Regions from separate parts of the Homo sapiens genome. Here region 1 is linked to region 2. The links are chromatin loops, found by intact Hi-C in ENCODE. Cell type or tissue: endothelial cell of umbilical vein. All regions are shown on one strand. Links, peaks and the distances in the headings refer to the core of each region. The heading gives the core; the rest is flanking DNA. Region 1 overlaps PTCHD1-AS (PTCHD1 and PHEX antisense RNA). Region 2 overlaps PTCHD1-AS (PTCHD1 and PHEX antisense RNA).

What was found. A loop is a pair of places that touch in the nucleus more often than their neighbours do. Peaks named below come from ENCODE experiments on the same cell type or tissue, not always from the same donor. Only the 100,000 strongest peaks of a DNase experiment are listed, where the experiment ranks them.
Region 1: it touches region 2 in a loop (3-fold over the local background); 2 of 110 quality-filtered maps call a loop at or near these places.

The regions. Positions count from the first base shown.
Region 1 is chrX:22,313,109-22,316,029 of GRCh38, forward strand. All of the region lies in intron 5 of PTCHD1-AS (PTCHD1 and PHEX antisense RNA), which reads right to left. Among named protein-coding and RNA genes, the nearest start is that of CBLL2, 42 kb to the left of the region's middle. In endothelial cell of umbilical vein, for the core only: no CTCF peak of the experiment used is centred there; DNase peaks (open chromatin) are centred at 813 and 1,333; H3K27ac peaks cover 2,232 bases.
Region 2 is chrX:22,387,967-22,390,887 of GRCh38, forward strand. PTCHD1-AS (PTCHD1 and PHEX antisense RNA) reads right to left here. Exons shown (of 12, transcript NR_073010.2): 5 at 1,697-1,754. Among named protein-coding and RNA genes, the nearest start is that of CBLL2, 120 kb to the left of the region's middle. In endothelial cell of umbilical vein, for the core only: no CTCF peak of the experiment used is centred there; a DNase peak (open chromatin) is centred at 1,775; H3K27ac peaks cover 2,182 bases.

The DNA.
Region 1 (2,921 bases), core at 219-2,718, 75 kb before region 2:
AAAGTACCAGTCTTATTCCATTTTTCAGGTGCAGAAACTGAGTCACAGAGAGGTTGAAGTTATTTCTCCAAAGATTACATTGCCAGAAAGGGAAGGTTTTAGGTTCAAACTTGGAAGTCATCTATCTGACTCAAGATCTTTGATAGTTTGACAAACTATATATAAAAATTATAAAAATAACCCCATAGGAGATAAAGATGAGGCCAGATATTTCGTAGTGGTGGGGACATGTGTAGTGAGGGAAGTGCTAAGTCAAGTTGGAAGGGTATGGTAAGACCAACCTCACTTGTTCCCCTGATTCATATCCAATATTTTGAGTACTTTTATATTGAGCCATTAAATTACGCCCGAGGACATGTGCTTCGTGTGGTAAGTTCCTGCTTTGCTATATTTTCTAACCTAAAAGAACTGGTAAAAGACTCAACATGGAATGTGACACAGATGGTCTCTACTAAGGGATATTTCTACCAATGAAACAGGCTTGCCAGTTAGTTTCCAAGGCTCTGATTTGCTGATAATTCACACTCTCCCCTTTTGGCTTGGTTCCCTAGCCCATCTCTCAGTGCCTGCATATTTAAAGCTGTCCCTGTCAGAAGGGAAATTGTAGGTAGAAGAACTCCACTTCCTGGTAATCTGATGGTCATTAAAACATGGTCATTGACCAAAACCCTTAAGGCACAGAGCTCTTCAGTTGGCTTATGAACACACTTTTGAGAGGATTAACTGCAAAGCGTGTTTAATGGAGGGCAAATCAGTCAGTCACAGGCAACACAAATGGATGCAAGTTTTACATTCTGGAAAGCTTTCTTGGGAGGAAATGCCTGTCATACTATGCAACAGAGGTTGTTCATTGTCATTCAACATGGGAAATGCCACAATGCCTACATTTGGGCATTTAGCTCTTGTGGAGCAGATTTCTGAAGACACAAAGTGGTGAGAAGAAAACACTGTAAATTAAGCTGTCAAGTCCATGTGCTTAGCTTAACGTAAATACGCATATACTCTGTCATTAAAAGCTCAGTGATGCTCTTGACCACCAGAGGAGGAGGAGGAGGGAGGAGGAGAGGAGGGAGGAGGAGGAGGAGGAGGAGGAGGAGGAGGAGGAGGAGGCATTTTTCTGTGAGTTTCTAACTTAGGTTTCGTCTTTTCCAGAGTTTGCTTTTTCAATCGTAACATACTTTTCCTGCAATTTTCAGGATTCTGTAGCCAGCTTACTTGCATGCATCCATTCATTTATGCCTCCGTGCATGCATCCATTCATTTCTGTATTGGTTCTTTCAGCAAGTATTTGTTGTAATGCCAACTAAGTGCCAAATCTCTTAGTCATGTTTCCGTGTGACTGGGCCAACAGTTTTCCTGAAGCTTGGATAGTATTTTCCACCTAAATTTTCTTCCAAAGATGAATAACTGTATATTTGTTACACGATAATTATCAAATGTGTGTCTCTTTATTAAGCTTGTGGTATACAACAGACACAACATTTAAAAAGGCTATTTAATTTGCAACTTGTAAGGTAAACCAGCCTAAGTTAAAAGGCTCCCTTTGTTCCCCATTTGATAACTATGGTAATGCCTGGTCTTCCTCTCTCTTAACTTTTACATCTTTAGAGAAGGAAACCTTTGGCTCCTTTTTCTCATCTGCTTGCCTTGGTGCTGAACTCCCTGAGTTCATCCTGGCTTTACTGTTCTGTGACTTTGCTTTGATTTAAAGTGCTCATAGCTTCTTCATTCACAACAAGACTGCAGCTTCTCTCTCAGTTTCTGCCTCCATCAGCTGCCAGAGGAGGAGTCCTGTGCGGGATGGGGAGGGGAGAGAATGACACAGCATCTCCTCCTCATTTCCTTTCCTTGCATCCACTTCTCCCTCTCCCTCTCCTCCCACCTCTCCTCCCTCTTCTTTCTCCCTCCCTCTCGCACCTTTCCTCCCCCTCCTTCTTCCTCCTCTGTCTTTCTTCTTTCTTGCTTATTTTTCTACTAGGCAGAAAAATAAGAAGAGGAGGAAAAGTATCTCACACAAGGTGTTTTAGATGGATAGAGTAATTTTCTCATTCCTTCCCACACCCTTCTCTCTTTCTCTTCTAAAAGAATAAATGACTTTATTTCTTTTAGCTCACCCACCTCAATCCCTTTCATCTTGATTTACCTGTTGGGGTGGAAGAAGCAGAGCTGGATATAGCTTCACTAACGGGTAATACTTTTCTTGGTAGTTCTAGCAAGAGGTTACCAACACAAAAATTTATAACCTCAATAATAGAGTTATTCAGAAGCAGTTTTTTTTACAGACCCTGTATGAGTCACACAGAGCAAAAACACTTCGCTGACATTTAAACGATATTTTAAAGCAAGATTTAAACTGTTTTCCTTACACTCATTATCAATGTTAGGATATTTTCTCAGTACTATTGCAGAATTTGTGCTGATCTATCCACACAGTTGCAACTGCGTTCCCCTTGAGACCAAGGATACATTCTGACAAGGTGGTAAAGATAGAAGCTAAGAGGACCACTTAAAAATCACTTAAAACTTGTAGATTTTTAACTGATTCAGTCAAACAGCTATATTGATACTATTTGGTCACTTGCTTACCATGAAAATATCCCTGAACAACTTGGATTTATAATGCATGATTTAATAGGTCAGCGCTCAAAAGAAAATAATCCAGGGTTGTAAACAATATTTTGACTGTCAACTAAATTTAAATATATCCATTACTGGAATCTTATTCAATGGTTTTAAACACAGATATATATTTTAATTTAAAGTAGTACATTTTAAAATATGAAATTTCCTTTATGGTCAAATATTTAAATCCTTGTAAAATTTAAAATATTACCACTGAATTTGAATAATCATCTTAAACCTTTGGGCCTTTTGATTTTCCCTGAGAGAATTAAAAACGTGTTTTAAAGAAATAGGTAGAA
Region 2 (2,921 bases), core at 333-2,832:
ATCCTCTTCATGACTAGGGGGTTAAAATTCTCTAGGACCTTGGGCAGGTTACTTAGCCTCTGTGTGCCTCAGTTTCTTAGTTTGTATAACGGAGATAATGAAAGCAAACACCTCAAGGGGTTGCTGTGAGGATTAACTAAGTTCATATTTGTAAAGCACTTAGAGCAGTGCCTTGGTGGTAGGAAGGAGCATATGAAGGGTTAGAATTAGACATACCACTAAAATTCTGAGATCTCAGAATTATCAAAGCTGGAATTCTGTTCTATGGTCACACCCCACTGTGACCTTGATTGCTTAAGCATAACTAATACATTTTATTCTAAAATATCCCTATTTTGGAACACTAATTTGATCACCTATAAGGGTCTTTTAAATGGATATATAAAAGGGACTGTATATTAAAATTAGGAATACGTAAATACAATATATTCTGTACTTATACATTTGTACAATATATTCTGTAAAAATTTTGCCATTTGATTGTCAAGATAAATTTATTTAAAAGTTATTGGTCAGTGTGTTTCTAAGAGTCTTGAAGATCTCATGGGCTAGAATATAGTTTCATTCATGCACACATGTACCCACAAACATCAAATTGTTCCTATCTCTTAGAGAACATTTTCTGTAGATCCCCATGTACTATTTTGTATTTTCCTGTGTTTTCCAGTCATTAGTTCAACAAATAATCTGATGTGAAAAACATGCTGTGCCAATAAAATATTCTCAAACCCCCAACAAACCATTATGATAGTCTTATGTTATTTATTATCTTCCAGTTCTGGAGGCCATAGGGCTGTGTTCCTTTTTGGAGGCTTTTGAGGAGAATCTGTTTCCTTGCCTTTTCTAACTTCTAGAAGCCTCCTTCATTCCTTGCCCCACGACTTCCTTCCTCTGTCATCAAAGCCAGCAGCATAGCATCTTCAAATCTCTCTCTGACTCTTCTGCCTCCTTCTTTCCTTTATAAGGACCCTTGTGATTACATTGGCCCAAGCAGATAATCCAGGGTAATGTTTCCAGTTCAAGATGCTTAACTTAATCACACTTGCGAAGTCCCTTTTGTAATGTAAGGTTACATGTTCACAGCTTCAGGGGATTAAGACATGGACATCCTTGGAGGGGTACATTATTGTGCCTACCACAGATTTGCTCCTGAGTAAGACCTTGAATAGCATCCAGGCATTTGGCTCTCCCTACCTGACTTTTGTATGTGTTTGCAGACAGGAACTGTGATAAATTCCTACCAGTTATTACGGTCCCTTTCTTTCCCTCTCCTCACAAGTCTTTCCATACATTTAAAACAGGTCAGATAGCTGTTAGTGTTTATTTAAATGATGAATCTACTCTGGAGTGTTGTGGGAAAGTATTTAGTGAGGAAGACACCCCCACTCTTTGTGTCTGTCCTTGACAGCTGCATAAAGAGAATAAAACGTGACTCTTAAAGTACATCAGTAAAGAATTACATGATGCCAAACGATGACATGGGTCTTTGAAGCCATTTGAGAAAACGGATATGATTTGGTCCTTATGATTTTTCCTGGGGGAAATGTGAAAGTCTGAATTAGCAAATTCAAAGGGAGCCAGAGAGAGATCTTGAGGACAAGGCCAGTGGCTTCCCAGGTTCTGCATTTCCAGCCCTGAGCAGGGTGTTTGGCATGTCAGAGACGATTACTAAATGATTAGTGGATAAATGACTTACCAAAAGTATCCAAGGAACAGCTTAAGCCCTGGGAAAGATCTGGCCTTTGAAATGTGACCTGCAAAACAAAAATAATGGGTTTAATATCCTCAGGAAAGAGTACACCATCACATTCAGTTTTGTTTCTAACTGCTGACTCACACAGCCATTCCTCACTGATTACTGCTCCGTTGATGTAAAAGAAAACAAACCCCTGGTATCACTCTCCTCTGTCCTTATTTGAAAGATGAAATAGCACAACTGCTTCTCTGTTTATTTTGCTCACACATTACTATTGTTTAAATCACAATTTTCAAATTCATTTCTAGCTTAGTGGATTGATTTTTTATTACTCGTGCTGAGCAGTTGACAGTAATGATTTATTACATCTCTGGGATTTTGGCAGCTCCTTACCACTCATGGTTTAATTCACAGTTTTCCCTGATGGCTTTAGTGTCTGTGGTGTTTGCTCCTATAAAGTGATGCACCACTGGGAGATGTGTACTTCTGGCCCTGCACTCTGGCCCCGGTTTTCTTTTCTCCTTGCTCCGTGACTGTGTTGACTGGAAGGGGAGAGCACATTCATGAACGGGGGAAACCTGATGTTTTCTCCTGTCCTAAGACCTGCAGCTATTGTAGCTTTGTGCTACGTGCTGGAGGCTGGTCCGTTTGAAAGAGGCCAAGGGTGGAGCTGAGAGAGAAGGGTAAATGCACACATCTTAGGGAGATGGGCTACTTTTTAGGCTTCATAACAATGACAACAAATATAGCAACCCACTGTGCCAGCCACGAGGCATGTATTAGTACAGGCATTGGCAAATTATATCCTGTGGGCCAAATTTGGGCTACTACCTGTTTATGTAAATAAAGTTTTATTGGAACACAGCCACATCCGTTCATTTACCTAATGTCTATGGCTGCCTTCGTGCTGCAATGGCAGAGCTGAGTAGTTGCAGAGAGACTGTATGACCTATAAAGCCAAAATTATAAGCCCTTTTCAGAAAATATTTTCTGACCCTTAATCTTCATGAAATGACATAGGCTTTGGTAATATCAACACCAGTTTACAGAAGAGGAAATAGATACACTGAGATGATAAATAAAATGCCCAAAGTCTTACAGCTAGTATGAGGTGCAGAGACTGCGTCAGAAGCCAGCAGGTCTATGACATACTGCCTCGGATAGTTACTCAGAGAATGCAGTAATTGCTAAACCTGCCACATTACCGTGTCTGTCCTATTTCTTT